Linked DNA regions of Mus musculus: region 2 is linked to region 1. Evidence: chromatin loops called from intact Hi-C (ENCODE). Cell type or tissue: left cerebral cortex. All regions are shown on one strand.

The links. Peaks named below come from ENCODE experiments on the same cell type or tissue, not always from the same donor. Only the 100,000 strongest peaks of a DNase experiment are listed, where the experiment ranks them.
Region 2: a loop joins it to region 1, with 2.7 times the contacts of the local background. A loop is called at or near these places in 2 of 42 quality-filtered maps.

What each region holds. Positions count from the first base shown.
Region 1 is chr7:95,614,403-95,622,402 of GRCm38, reverse strand. No RefSeq gene overlaps it. Among named protein-coding and RNA genes, the nearest start is that of Gm39049, 160 kb to the left of the region's middle. In left cerebral cortex, no CTCF peak of the experiment used is centred here; DNase peaks (open chromatin) are centred at 3,800, 4,046 and 4,824.
Region 2 is chr7:95,763,501-95,771,500 of GRCm38, reverse strand. No RefSeq gene overlaps it. Among named protein-coding and RNA genes, the nearest start is that of Gm39049, 7.9 kb to the left of the region's middle. In left cerebral cortex, no CTCF peak of the experiment used is centred here; DNase peaks (open chromatin) are centred at 2,043, 3,661, 4,045 and 4,531; H3K27ac peaks cover 994 bases.

The DNA of each region.
Region 1 (8,000 bases):
TCTAAAAGATTTTTCATCAAATACTGTTACATCTTGAGGCCATTTGAAGTTTTAGTTTTCAGTAACCTCATGGATGATGCATATATTGGCATGTAAAAATAACCCACTCTGAAGTGTAAGTTCAATGATCTTTTTAAGTAATAGAAAACTTAAGACCCATTGATCTTAATGCCCATTAGTTAAAAGGTACACAACAAGAGGCTAAATATTAAGATGACTTGACCATGAACTGTGGACAGAGAACACCTCAACTGGAGACTTCCTAACCATTGTTGCAATTTAGAACCCCCTTTCTAGATCTTAGGTGTGTAGAAGTCACACATACACCTTGAAACCAGATTAATGGACTTTGGCAGAATTCCACCATCATAGCCTTTCCCTGCTTTGCATTCCAACCAGTTAACAAAAAAGAAAGAGAGAGAGAGAGAGAGAGAGAGAGAGAGAGAGAGAGAGAGAGAGAGAGAGAGAGGACATTTTGTGCTTTTAAGATCTAAGTGGAAATATAACATAGCAGGTGGCTTAAATTGGACGGCGTGTTCAAATTTTAATTAAACCATCAATGCAGCTGCTAATGATATGAATATCAACAGTTTGTTGAAGAAATTAATGGCTGAGGTCAGTGAGAAAGCGAACAGGTTTTTGGTGGCTGTGTTAATGAAGTCCAAGTCATAAAATTTTAAAACTTGATTCAGTCCTTGCACTTGTCTTTCCCTACTCATAGGTGAGGACATGACTGGCTGGGGTGATCCCTATGGCATGCTCTCCTCTCATGAAGAAAAGTCACATAGAAATGCTAGGGACCATCTGTGACTCTCCTTGGGAACTTAATGCACGGAATGAATATGACAATTATAATAAGGGCCTCTGGTGGCTTTTCCAGCTTATATAATAATGACGAAGCTATGACAGCAGTGCTTCTTGGGACTCTGTGATGATCAAATACTTTTAGGGCTATAAATAGGCAACCATACTCAATGTGCACTGAAGACATCCGAAGTATTACTACTAATTTTTAAATGTTTGAAATAATTTCACTGGTATAAAAATAGGATCAGAAGACTAAAGTATCTATCCAAGGTCACATTTATAAAATATGATTCTACTAGCTGTGGTAGTTTGAATATGCTTGGACCAAGCAACTTCTGTCTTAGATAGGGTTTTCCTGCTGTGAACGGACACCATGACCAAGACAAGTCTTATAAGCCTCTATTTAATTGGGGCTAGTTTACAGGCTTAGAGGTTCAGTCCATTATCATCAAGGCAGGAATGGTGCAGGAGGAGCTGAATTCTACATCTTCATCTACAGGCTGGTTGGTGATAACTGACTCCCATGTGGTTAGGAGGAGGGTCACACTTCTTCCAACAAGGCCACACCTCCAAATAGTGCTACTCTCTGAGCCAAGCATATTCAAAATACCACACTAGCATTCAAATGTAGGCATTTATATACAGTCCAAACCAGTCATCATTGAGTCCCTGGAAGCCAGAAGATAAATTTATGGAGATCAAGAGATTAGTTCTATAAAGGAGAAGTCCACATATATTCTTGGAAGCAACATTGCTGGGAAAACTCTTTCTCTTCACATCAAAAATTTTCAATTTCTCCCCAAATAAGATATAAAGTGGGAGAGTATTTTGCTAGAAACAGTATCTGTGGACAAGGTAGGCATTTGGTACCATTGCTGGAGTTTATTTACATGATCATGTCAATAGAATCCCATCAGTTGTTAATAGTCTAAAATTACTCCAGATATCCTAAGCATTATGTCCCTGGAGTTGAGCAAACATGCTTAAAATCCACTGTATGTGTTAATAAAGAATCCAAATTCTTTCTCATGATACCTGAAAGGAGAGAGAGAGGTAGAGGTAGATTGGGGGGGGCAGGGACAGAGACAAAGAGAGAGACAGAGAGAGAGAGACAGAGAGAGACAGGGAGAGACAGAGACAGAGAGATGTAGACAGAGACAGACAGAGGCAAAGAGACAGAGAGAGAGAGAGAGAGAGAGAGAGAGAGAGAGAGAGAGAGAGAGAGAGAGAGAGGGAGGGAGGGAGGGAGGGAGAGGGAGAGGGAGGAAGAGGGAGAGAGGGAGACACACACACAGAGGGGTGTGTTAATCATAGGACTCCTTTCAGTTTGGTCATAGTAAACTTCTTATGGTGAATTGAGAAAAGGAGAGTTAATGAGTTGCTAAAGTGTTCTAAAGTTAATATTTAAGTCAAATAAGATCAGCACTTTGTGAAAATGAAAGACAGAAACAAAAGTCTGTGCAAAGGGGTTTCTAAGCTGTGTGACTCAGACCCAGGAGCCCCACTCCACTAAACTTTATAGCTTGTGTTTTCTTAATAGCAACCTGGGAAATGACACGAATCCTATCCTCCATACACAAAATTCCAGGTCTTAACAGCACAGAAAGGATCCATTGTGTGTCTCACATCAGTGTAAATTACACCATAAATATCCATTAAAATAAAGTCTAGAGGCACATGGTAACTTCTAGAGATGACGAGGCATAAAGCAACGAACTGCTTAGGTTACATAAAGGGAGTTGACTGTGTGAAATGAATGGAGATGATTCTGAAATTTCTTTGGGGTGTTACCCCGTATCACATGTATACTGAACAAATACTCCCTTGCATTTGGTGGATTGCCTGTGTGTCTTGTTGAGTGTTTGCTTCACTATACAGAAGCCTTCTAATGTGATGTAATGCATTTGTTTATTTGTGCTTTTGTTTCCTACTTTGGTTAGCCCGCCCCTACTCTAGACTCTATTTTCTCCATTGTGCATCTCCACAGCCTTTTTGAAAACTGAACACTCTATGTTTCAGGTTTGTTAGCATCTCCATGCCTATGTTCATGCCAGTGCACATTGTTCTGATTAGATACCCATAAGGTCTATTTTGAAATCAAGTAGTACACCTCAAAGATGCCTCCTCTTTGGTCTTCCTGGGAAAATGTATTTTGGCTCATTTCAGCCTTTGGGTCATTATGAAGTTGAAAGATTCTATTTTTCTACTTCTGGGAAAAAGCATCTTCGTGATTTTGTTAGCCAGGACATTAACTCTATGTAGATGGCTTTGAGTAGATACTATAGGTTAGACAATCTTAATTCTTTCAGTGTGTAAGCAAGAACCTTGTTTCATTTATTTGTATACCTTAATTTCCCTTATTGTTGCTTTAAAATTCCAAATATACAGGGAACTAATCCAACTTACTAGCAAAATAATATTAAAGACATAAATTAATTTTAATGGCCGAGATATTGAAATAGAGAGTTCTTATTTAAAAAGCAAAAGACAAGCAAGTCTTTGAAGAAATGCTCAGCAGCACGAATCATCTCCAAAAAAGAAAGCAAAACCACAAAGAGGTAAAATAGCCAGCACAAAAACAGGATATCAAGTGTTGGTGAGGATGTAGAAAAACAGAAATGTTGACAATGTTGTTTGGAAAGTAACTTGGTTCATTTACTACAGAAAACAGTGTGATGGTCCATAAAAATGTAAACCTGGAACAAACTGATGACTGGCTAGCCTCACTTCTGGCTGCATGTAAAAGTGAACTGAAAAAGGGACCTTAGAGTGCTAGCTGCATGCCAATGGTTACTGCAGCATCCTTCACAGTAACAGAGATAGAGAAACATCCTACATGTCCACTGGTGCTCGTGGGCAAAAGATATAGAAGCCATGGTGTGTACAGACAAGGTGATATCACATAGATTCACAAGAAGGAATTCCAAAAGTCACAGTCTGGGTGAATCTGGAGGCAGACAGATTGGTGACTATTGTATCCTCACACATCTTTGTCAAACCTCATACCGAAAATTCCAGCAAACAGCCATCAGAATGGTGGTTGCCAGAGCTACAAAGAGGGAGAAATTGGGAATTAATGGTTGCAATGTCTGACATTTTGTATGTACTGAAGATCTACTTTATGTCACACTGCCTGGTGAGATATGGCCAGGGCTTGTGAGTGCCCCCACAGTTCCATACATAGGAGTTGTGCTTCCCTGTGTGGAAATGATAGATCTTTTAAGAGCTGGATCCTAGAGTGCTGGACAGATGGCTCAGAGGCTATGAGCATTTGCTTCTCTTGCAGAGGACCTGGGTTTAGTTCCCAGGACTCACATGATAGCTCACAACCATCTGTAACTCAGTTCAAGGGAATTAAACATCTGCTTCTAGCTATTACAGATACAAGCCACACACATGGCAAAGATACATATATGCAGGCAAAACATTCATACATGTCTAGTCATAATACATTTTAAGACAAAAAGAGCTAGAACCTAGTGATAGATTTTTAAGTCTCTCTCTGTGTATTTTGTTCTGAAATAAAGTCTCATTATACAGACAAGGATGTCCTCAAAACGAATATCCTTTTGTCTCAGCCCCCACAATTTGCAAATATAGGTGCATGTTCCTATGGCTAGGTAAGAGAATAAAAGAACAAAGTAATAAAAAAAATCAGATGGGGGTGGGGAAAACTTTTGATAGTCATGATGGTTACTAGTGCACAGCTCTAAACTCATTGAAATGTGTGTGTTTAGCATGCAGAGCTTTTTACACATTAGGCACTTATCAACAAAGTTTTATTTAAAGGACCATGAAGCATGAAGTACAGATGTAAAGAAGTTATACTCTTGTTTTTTTTCTCCACGAGAAACCCACATAACATGTACTCAAGAAGTTATAAACGCAGCTGTACCAAATCTTTAGAAACCAAATCTTTTGAACTAGACAGATACAAGTGAATTTACCATTCTCTTCTTGAACACTTTCACAGTGTAAGTCACACTCCACTACTGGACCACTGCCAGGTTAATCACTGCCAAGCAGAGGACTGGTTGCCACTGCCAAATTCATCTCTCTTCCCTTGCTTTTTAGCCTCCTTCCATCCCTTCCAAATGTTCCAGATTTGTTTGGAATGGCTGACTCACAAATTTTCTCTCTCTTCCTCACTCCCTCCCCCTCCCTCTCTCCCTTCCTCACTTCCCCTCTCTCCCTCCCTCCCTCCTTTCCCTTCTCTCCCTCCTTCCCTCCCTCCCTCCCTCCCTCTCTCCCCCTCCCTGCGTCTCTCCCTCTCTCCTTCTCTCCCTTCTCATCCCACCCTCCTCTCCTTCTCCCTCCCTTCCTGCTCCTTCTCCTCCTTGTTCTTCTTGTTCTTCTTCTCTCTCTCTCTCTCTCTCTCTCTCTCTCTCTCTCTCTCTCTCTCTCCTTCTCTCATGCATATGTCCATTTTAACTATCATTCTACATAGGCATTAGGTTTACACACTCACACATTGTCCCCTATGTTCCCTCAAGCTTCCCTGTGAAACCCATTCCTTGATAATACTCATTCAACAAAGAAGAAAAAAGGCAATCCTCAGAGAGACTATTAATTGGTCTGAAGTCACACTTCAAGTAATAAGCCACCTAACTCTGGAACTCTGTCCATGAAATTCAGGGGTTTACTCCCCCTAGCCAGACCCTACTCTCCATGCTCCCTCTAAACTCTCCTCTTGAGAAACAGCAGTCCTCAAGGGAAAGAACACGCAACTCCATCTTCTCAGAACTAAGAGGTATTTTTGGAAGTGAATGCTTGATGTCTGTGTCAGATCACAAAGTAAGAAATAAAACAGAAAAGGTGAAGGCAGACTTGACAAGACTATTTTTGCATGCATTTTTCTGTGTGGTTTTTGTTTGTACTAGTGACAGAATTGTGTAAATATGAGCTTTCCTTTACAAATGTTCCATAAAGAATGGTTTTGATGTTCTCTTGAAACAAAGTCAGACACTTCCACCTGGGGTTCATGAATGTTCTCAGGCAAATGACTTTCAGCCGGCAGAACACTCCTCATATGTACTGCCAATAGAGGACTGTAAATGACTGTTGAAGACCCTTCAATAGTCCCCTGACAATTGTATTTTTGTCTCATCTAGGTCCATTTAAAAAGGTAAACATTCAACATATCATAATTTTTATTTTTTCTGACATTTAATTTTTTAATTTTAAAAATTCCTCAAAGATGCACCCTCAGATAACTGTTAGTAAGGAAATGGGCCAAGGGAGAATTATTCCTTTGTGCAAAGTTCCAGAAGAAGCCATAGAAGGCTTCTTGTTGGGAAGACAACAATACAGCTCCAGAAGACAGAGATGTGTCTGTTTACACACACACACACACACACACACACACACACACACACACACACACACTCACACACAGAGATGGGGGGTACGGCAGAGGTAAAGAGAAGACCAATGTGGACAGCATCCTTCAGAAATGAAAATGTAGGATAAAGAAAGTTTGGAGTGTCTGTCAGTATCAGACAGTGAGAAAGGAAGTTGTTTGAATTGAATGTGATTTGCTGTCTCCTGTAGATGTTGGTAAAATTAGGATGACTTGTTTTTGCTTTTGCTCTCTATTGCTTTCCATAATGTGCTGTCAAAGCCAGCTGAAGCCCACCATGCTACTGAACATGTATATATTCTACCAACAATTCTTTCATAGATATAGGTGATGAGTGGGAAAGCCAAGGAAGGGACAGATGACAGAGATGTCCACAGGATGCTCAGTCCATCGCTATCATGACATGTTTACTGAGCTGGGAACTGGGGCCAGCACTGGGGCTTGTGGTAGCATTCCTTTCTTGTCTGTAAGGTGATTCATAGACTGCTTTGGTGGGAGGAAATGTCCAACCCAGTGTGACAGCAGCTATAATAAAGGTATACAAAATATGGAAGTGGTGAGATTATATTTTGCAAAAGAAGCTTTGCAGTTGTGAGGCTTCAGAAAAGTCTTAGACATGTTTCTGACAAGGATGAAATAGAAGTACATTCAAAGAAGAGCCTTTGAAAGTACATAGAGTTTGGGCCACTAGGGTGACTTGGCAGGTAAAGTTAGGATTGCCTCTGACTTCTACAAGTACAGGTGGAACAGAGCCTGCAAACACACGCACACACACACACACACACACACACACACACACACACACACACACACACGATAACAAAAAAGGTATGAAAGTATGTAATTATATGGGTTATTGAGAACAGTCTGCTATGTTAGTTTTAAAATATTTATTTCTTTATTTGTGTGGTAAGTGTGCAGAAGCTTGTATGTACTATAGTAGGCATTTGGAGATCAGAGAACAACTTTCAGGAGTCAATTCATTCCTTCAATCTTGTGAATTCTGGAGATAGAATTCAGGTTGTAAACATAATCAAAAAGTGTTTGAGACATCTCATCGGTCTGCACACTACTTACCTGGGAGGGTTCATTAAAATTTCTAGTGCCCGTGCTTCAAAATGCAGAGTCCATGATCTCATTGACAACAACTGTATCAAGATATGATTCTCTAAAAAATAATGGCAAATGAATCTGACACAGATTCAATTTCCAACAGAGACTATACACACTGGGTAGACAGCCCAAGAGTTAAGGCAGCAAAATAAACAGCCTTTGAATACAAACATCTCTAAACTTAATCTGCTTTGAGATGGGACAGCAACACTTTGATCTGTGCCACATACCTTACAATACTGTAACCTATAGCTTTCACATTTCTAATAGGATAAGGTACCACTAGTAAATAGTTATGGATTTTTTTGTTAATAGTTAAAAATATTTTCTATAGTCACAATGTGTAGGTGTCATTTAAATGCACATTGGTGTGTGTTGTACTGTGTTGAGTTGTTGTGTGTGTTGTGTGGTATGTGTACTTGCTAATTTAAGTGTATGAACACCTGCATGCAGGCAGTTGTGAGCAGGGATGTGGAGGCCAGAAGATGATTGGCAGTTTCCTTGATTACTCTCCTTTGTTACTTTGAGACAGGGTCTCTCACAGAATGGGGAACTCATGAGTTGGGCTAGCCTAGCTGTCTCTGCTCTTTGCTTATTCACTCGTTTGCAGCACACAGCTTTGTATGGGAGTTTTAGGTTCTCATACTTGTTCAGTAGGCACTGTACCAAATGAGCCATCTCTCTGGCCCCTTTATCTACATTTTCACAAGAAAATGGTGTG
Region 2 (8,000 bases), 150 kb before region 1:
AAACACCAAACACTGAAATCATTACGGGTGGTCCTTACCACTTGTTTTGGGTTTCACTGGATTCCAGCAATGGGTAACACAGGTAGTGGAATAGAGATAAGCTTGTTTTTCTTAGAAGCAGGGAAATAATTCTGCTAAAGAGGGAACCACTAATTGGGGCAGGCAGGGATCTGATTATCCCACTCATGGTAGTGAGGTCATGCAGAGACTGGATATCTTGTCCCCATTGTTTTGAGTACTGGATAAAGCTGCTCTTCATGATACAAGAACAGGATTTACTTGTGAAGGAAAGGGGTGATGATGAGGGGGAGGGGAAGGGAAACTTGAGATGATGGACAGCTGTACTCCAGCATCCCATCAAATCAGCTGAGGCAGATTTGAAAAAGAATCTCTCACGTCTTCCCATGGCTGGAATGGATTAGGGTTATTAGTGAGGAAGGGGACTGTTGAAGAGCAACGCATGGGTAACCTGAGGGTTGACAGAGCTGGAGAAGGTTCCTCAAACTGTAAAGCCCAGAAGGACCTCAGTAGTCCACAGGCTATGGAGTAGAGCAGGCATCTCAATGGGGGGCTATAGGGGTATGTTCTAGAATACTATAGAGCCCTGACCCCTTGCGGGGGTGACATATCATGTATCCTGAATATTATATATTTACATTATGATTCACAACAGTAGCAAAATTACAGTTATGAAAAGGCAACAAATTAATTTCATGGTTGGGGGCCACCCCAACATGGAAAACTGTGTTACAGGATTGCAGCAGCATTAGGAACGTTGAGAACCAGTGCTCTAGAACATAGTGGGCAGTAAGCACATCTAGATCACTATTTATTATGCTTAAGGAACACACAGGAGGAGGTAACAGGCCAGCTGCAAGATAACTAACAATCCCTAGGCAGACATGGGAGAGGAGAAAGACCATAAGCACTCCAGAATCTACAGACTGTGAGGACACATTGTAACCAGAATCTACAGGCTGTGAGGATGCATTGTACTGTTCTGGTGAGTTTCAAGAAAATGTAGGAGAAGCAAAACTCAGGAGGAATGGAATTTCAGGCACAAAATGGGTTGCCGTAGCAAATTTTAAGTATGATAGTAGATAAACTCTGTGCTGGCTAGCTTTTTGTCAACCTTAGAAAATCTAGAGTCATCTGAAAGGAGGGAACCGCAGCTGAGAAAAGATTGCAGTAAGATGAGGCTGGGAGGCATTTCCTTAGTTAATGACTAATATAATGTGAGAGGGACTGGCCCACTGTGGGTGACGCTATCGCTGCGCAGGTAGTTCGGAGTGCTGTGTGAAGGAGACTGAACAAGCCAATATATAGAGCCCCATCGTCTCTGTTCCAGCTCCTCCCTCTAGCTTTGTGCCTTGAGTTCCCGTCCAGACTTCCTTGGATGACAGACTATAAAATTGTTTAGAAGCAAATGTTTTTCTCTCCAAGTTGGTTTTTGGCTCTATTGTTTCATCAGAACAATAGAAACCTTCGCTGTTTCTGAGAATGTGAACAAGCCCATCTGTGGGCTGAAGAATCCCAGTCTAGCTGGAGTGATAAGGTTCTGAGGTGAGATGGACAGCTGCTTAGGAGAAGGTATAGAAATCCTGCCATCCTGTCATCTGAGGACTCCCACAGCTTGTTCAGGTGATACAGTGAAAGAGACACAGCTGGTACCTATGAGAACCTGATCCTATGAATGTTCATGTATTCCTTAATTGGTGCAGGGCAAAAGAATTGTAGATGCTGCATTAAAACACAAAAGGTCATGGGGCAGATGCTGGCTATCCCTGAGGTTCTCCCTGGATTAGGGAGACCATCTAGAGCAGTGATTCTCAACCTTCCTATTGTTATGAATCATAATGTAAATATATGATATGCAGGATATTTGATATGTGGCTCCTGTGAAAGGGTTCTTTCATTCCCTCCCCCCAAAGGGGTCATGACCCACAGATTGAAAACCACTAATTTAAAGTGTCCTTGCTACCTGGAGCAATGTGGAATGTGGAAGTTACCTCTGCCACCCCTCTGGCATCTGTCCCCACATCCAGATGTTTATTTGGGAACACACTATGTGCAACTATTCAGGGAAGACTATCCTAGTAGTTAATTCCTTTGATCTTCCCCCCAGCTCTGAATAGCTGCTAATGTTCCTCACAGCTTTTGTCTCTGCACTGATACATAGGCCTGGTGTTCAGGAGCTGTGTGGCTGGGTTCCATGACTTGACCAGAAAACCAAGGCTTGAGTCAAAGGCATCACATTCCTTTCTTAGCACTGATGTCTCTGTGAAGGTGTCATGAGGCTAGATTAAAAGATAGCCATACAGGTTCTTACTCTGAAGAAGTAGTGTACCATCCAGAGAGGAGAAAGATATACAAGTGACACATTGCTGATCACCATTGTCATCATCATAATGTATTCTTATCCAAATTTTACACATAGAAAACTGAAGCCCAGAGAGATTAAGTCATTGTCTCTGTGTCATGGGCTATAAATTAGAAAGCCAATGTCCAGGGGCCATTGGAAGTATACTGCACTGTGGCCTACAGTTGGTAATATGACTTCACCATACTCAATGCTGTCCAGCCTTGTGTCAGTGGTTCTCAGATAGAGTTAATTGATCCTTTTGAGGACATTTCCAGACAATGTCTCATGACATATTTGAATGCCCTGACTGTGGAAGAGGTGCTATTGGAATTTAGTTTGATTGAGAGGTTTGTTTGCTCTATAGGTCACAGAGTACAGGACATTTACTAAAACCAATCCCCAATGTCAAGAGCATTGATCTGGACAAAGGCCCTCTTCTTGTGAATGCTTGTGAATGCCCCTTAAAGCACCCTGTCTTATCAACCTCACATGATGTGGAGTTTCTCTGTGCCTAGCCTAGATGTGGTCATGTAGTGGGGATGTACAAACATTTGTATAATAAAGAGATATGAAAATGGAAAAAGACACGAAATACGCCTACAGTTGTTTGTGTCATGTAATACTGGCCATAATGGATTCGTTCAGATAGAATTGATTTTTAAATCAACCTGCAAAAATAAGCCAGTAATCCGTGTTCCCAGGCTCATGTAGTGAGGGAATGGCAGTGGGCATAAGCACGAGCCCGAGCAGATAGAAAAGATGCATGTAGGCACCTGATGGTGAAGGAGGCTCAGACCTCAGGGCCTCCGTGCAGCAGACAATGGGGCACATTCTGCTTTTCCCATTGGGATTTCACTTCAGTTAACACAGAGAATATAGTGCTGATTTAGGAATAGGTCCCTTCCCACTAGTCTGTATTGCTGTTCCAGGCTGTCTCCTACTTATCATGGATGTTCAAAACTCGAACTAGAGCAAACAGACAACACGCACCAACCAAAGACAAATTAACTCAAGTCCCAGATACATTGTGATGCTATCTATTGTTCAATTATAGTAATGATTTCATCTACATTCGTAGTACCATTATCCCTTCTTTCTCTGTGTGGTTGCTGACTTCTCCTGTAGCTGCTCACTCTGTACTAACGTTGGTGTTTTTCTTTGTCACTTCATCTTCTCTGGGAGAAACAGACAAGATGTTAAATTATGTATTTTTTTAAAAAAGTGCTAACTCGCAGAACGCCTCAGAGACCCATGTCAATATTAAGGTAGGCAACTGAGTTTTGGTAAGTAAAAGCATTTGGTGAAGCAGCCAACATAGGCATCTGCTGGAGATTTGGACTTTGAAGACAGGGCAGCAAGGGCTGTATAAAAGACACATTTTATTTTACAAATAATAAGTACATAATAACCAGATATTTCAGAGGGGAGTCCACAAAATCCAACCCTCTGTGAAATACAAAATGGCTTCGTTCTGGCATCTCAATGTAAGATGCTTTCTGTTACATCCTTGATGGCTCCTTAAAGACATGGGGCCACTCAGAGATGAGGACCACAGATGAGTGGAGCTCATTTTCTTTCTTCTGTCTGGAATCAATTTTCATGTCTAAATCTAGAGGAATGACAGGTGGCATATGACAGCTCCTCTGGTTTTCTCTCCCTAACGAGGCAGAATAACACCTAAGGAGGAAACAGGACTCTGTGAAAGAGCCCTAAGCCATCACCCAACCACTAATAGCTGTTGTTACAGGTAAACGGGAACACTCACTCCTAGGCACGCCATGGTATGCATGAAGGCTCAGTACAATCTGGTTTAGAAAGCAAAACTCTGCTAGGATAAAATTAGATATGTAATATGTAAGAGAGAAAAGGAGTGAAGAATAATTATTTAAAAGAGGTTATGCCCTTTGGTCTTAATATATATAAAATAATGATCATGTTATAATGATTTATACTTATATAGTGCTCACTAGTTCATAACTTATTTAATCCCCTAATATCCCATGTAGTTGCAACTAATATCTATATTTACAGATGGGGAAACTGCAGTTGAGAGACACAGCTGGGTAACACTGCTCTTGTGATCATTTTATGACAGACCATTGTGCCAAGAAGTTGCTCCTATTTCCAAATCTGGAATCTTCATCTCGCCCACCTACAATCTGCCCCACAAAAGTGGAAACTTCACGAGTAAGGAGCAAACACTCTGCTTCACATAAAAGCTAAGGTTCTTTTGACACCTTGGGAAAACTGAGCCAGAGATACACTGAGGGCTCTCATAAGCAGACAACTGAGTTGGAGGGAGGAATTCAGTCACTAGGCTACCCTGCCCTGCTGTGCAGTGGCACTCACGATTCGCTGTGAGAATCAGCTGGTGGCCTGTGTGTATTTGTGTGTTGTGTGTTGTGTATGTGTACTCAGTATTTGCATCTGTGATATGTATTCTTGGTTTACATCTAGAATTATGTAAATTCCCAGATGGAAGTCACATGCCTTTAATTTGTGTCTTGACAGGGGAAGGCAAAACTTTGATCTGAGCCAAACCTTCTACCAGAAGTCTACATAAGGATACAGAGGACAGAAGCTTTGGCTCTTTGCCTAATTGCCCTCTCTTTGTTATTAAGTCTGTTCCTTCAATGGCATCAGAGCCTACTTCTTCCGGATTCTGGTCTATACTCAAGACCAGCTAAGATATCCAGCCTTGTGGAGTGAACACCTACTACCTATTCTTGGACTCTCCGTCCACAGTTGGCTATTGTTGGATTAGGAGGAAGTCATTCTAATAACCCCCCTTTCTATATAAACAGAGAGTCATTTGGTAAGTTCTGTTACTGTAGAGAACCCTGACTAAGCCAGCATGTGTGCACAGATATATGCATGTACTTATTCATGTGGATGGGATGGACGTGCATAGAAGCCAGAGGATGATGTCAAGATATCCCTTTATCTCTCTAGCTTAGATGTTGGACAAGATCTCCCATTTAAAGCTAGATCTCCCTGTCTTAGTCTAGACAACCAGCTTGTGCTTGGGCTTCCCTGTCTCTGGCTTCCAAGGCTGCCATTACAGGAAGCCTGCTGTATCCACCTAACTTTTATGTGGGTCCCAAGGAGAGGAATTTTAGCTCTCAAGATTTTCTAGAAACAATTTTACCTGCTGTGTCACATGCCAGACTCTCCGTCTTACTTTCTTGGAACAGGGTCTCTTCCTGAACTTGGAGCTTTTTAAAAGCCCCCACGATCCACCTGTCTCAGTCTCCCGGTCCTGGGCTTTCAGATGTGTTCAACCATGCCCAGCTTTTACTTGGGTTCTTGCAATCCTCTTAAGTCTTTCTGGTTGTATGACAAGTACTTTACCTACTGAGCTATCTCCCCAGCTCTGGCTTGAGGTTTTCATCTTGAATGGAAATAAGAGAGATACCAGTATCACCATGCTCTATAGCAGTTTCTTTCTTTCTTACCTATTCAAGTTGGAATCACTTTGATAAACATGCTTGTATTTTTATATGAATGGATACACTTGAAATTATATGCTTTTTCTTGGTATCAAATCACGGATCAATATTAGGACTTTGTAACTTATACAAACAGACATAGATATTGGACAGCTCAGCTCAACACTCTTTCAAACTTAGATTGGTTTTTATTATGATTAAAATAGGAAAGCAACTAAATTTAACACCTTTGGTTGCTAATCAAACAAAAGCTGATAAGGCAGTATAGGCTTGTAATCCCACATTAAGTGCTGAGTTCAAAGCTAGACTGGGTCATGTGAGGAGACTTTGGCTCAAAAACAAAACAAGGGAGCTAGTGAGGTGGCCCAGCAGGTAAAGGGTCTTGCTGTCAAGCTCACCTGAACTCAGAACTGGGGAGCCACATGTTGGAAAGAGAAATCTGACTCTCCAAGTTGTCCTCTAACTTCCCCATGTCCTCTGTATATGTCCTTTACTCTCTCCAGAACAATGGTAAATAAATGTGATTAAAAATTAAACAAAACTAAATGAACAAGATAGCTTCTAAATGGAGTAATTTCTAGTACCTTGGTACTTTTAGTTGCTACTATATAGAACAAATTCATCCAAGGTGGCACTATGGGCCCCCTAAAATAGCAGAGGATGGCAAAAATTGAAGTGCATGGAAAGTTTGTAATTTCATCAAGGCTACATGCTTAAAGGTGAGACTAGAACTTGAATCTGATCCTTAAGATCCCATTCTCATTCTCTTGGCATTGCAGAAGACACTGTCTTTGAAATCAGCTAAAGCTGAGATCAAACACCCTCCCGCTCTGCCCAATGACATGGATTTCTGGCAAGAGACTTCTTTTCTACTGGCATTTCCCACTTTATCAATTAATGAAGGATAGGCTCTGCTGCCTTGAAATAATTTCATTGGAGATGCAAATTACATGATTAAGAATGAAGCCAGGAGATGCTGAAGAATCATTTGACAAAATTCAGCATCCCTTCATGTTAAAAGTCTTGGAAAGATCAGGAATTCAAGGCCCATACCTAAACATAGTGAAAGCAATATACAGCACACCAGTAGCCAACATCAAAACTAAGTGGAGAAAAACTTGGAGAAATCCCACTAAAATCAGGGACTAGACAAGACTGCCCACTCTCTCCCTATCTATTCAATATAATACTTGAATTTCGAGCTAGAACAATTGGACAACAAAAGGAGGTCAAAGGGATACAAATTGGGACAGAAAAAAAATCAAACTACCACTATTTTCCGATTACATTATTGTATACCTAAGTGACCCCAAAAATTCCACCAGAGAACTCCTATAGCTGTTAAACAACTTCAGCAAAGTCTCTGGATATAAAATTATCACAAACAAGTCAGTAGCCTTCCTATACTGAAAGGATAAACAGGCTGAGAAAGAAATTAGGGAAATGACACCCTTTACAATATTCACAAACAATATAAAATATCTTGGTGTGACTCTAACCAAGCAAGTGAAAGATCTGTATGACAAGAACTTCAAGTCTCTTAAGAAAGAAATTGAAGAAGATCTCAGAAGTTGAAAGACTCTCCCATGCTCATGGATTGGCAGGATTAATATAGTAAAAATGACCATCTTGCCTAAAGCAATCTATAGTTTCAATGTAATCCCCATCAGAATTCCAACTCAGTTCTTCATGCAGTTTGAAAGAGTAATTCTCAAATTTATTGGGAATAACAAAAAACAAAAACAAAACAACCAGGATAGTGAAAACTTATATCAAGAATAAAAGGACTTCTGGGGGAATCACCATCCCTGATCTCAAGCTGTACTACAGAGTAACAGTGATAAAAAACAAACAAACAAACAAACAAACAAAAACACTGCATGGTATAGGTACAGTGACAGGCAGGTAGATCAATGGAATACAATTGAGGACGCAGAAATGATCCCACGCATGTATGGTCACTTGATCTTTAACAAAGGAGCTAAAACCATCCAGTGGAAAAGGACAGCATTTTCAAAAAATGGTGCTGGTTCAACTGGCAGTGAACATGAAGAAAAAAGCAAATTGATCCATTCTTATCTTCCTGTACAAAGCTCAAGTCCAAATGGATCAAGGACCTCCACATAAAACTAGATACACTGAATCTAATAGAAGAGAAAGGGCCGGAGGAAGGAAAGAGCCTTGAATAC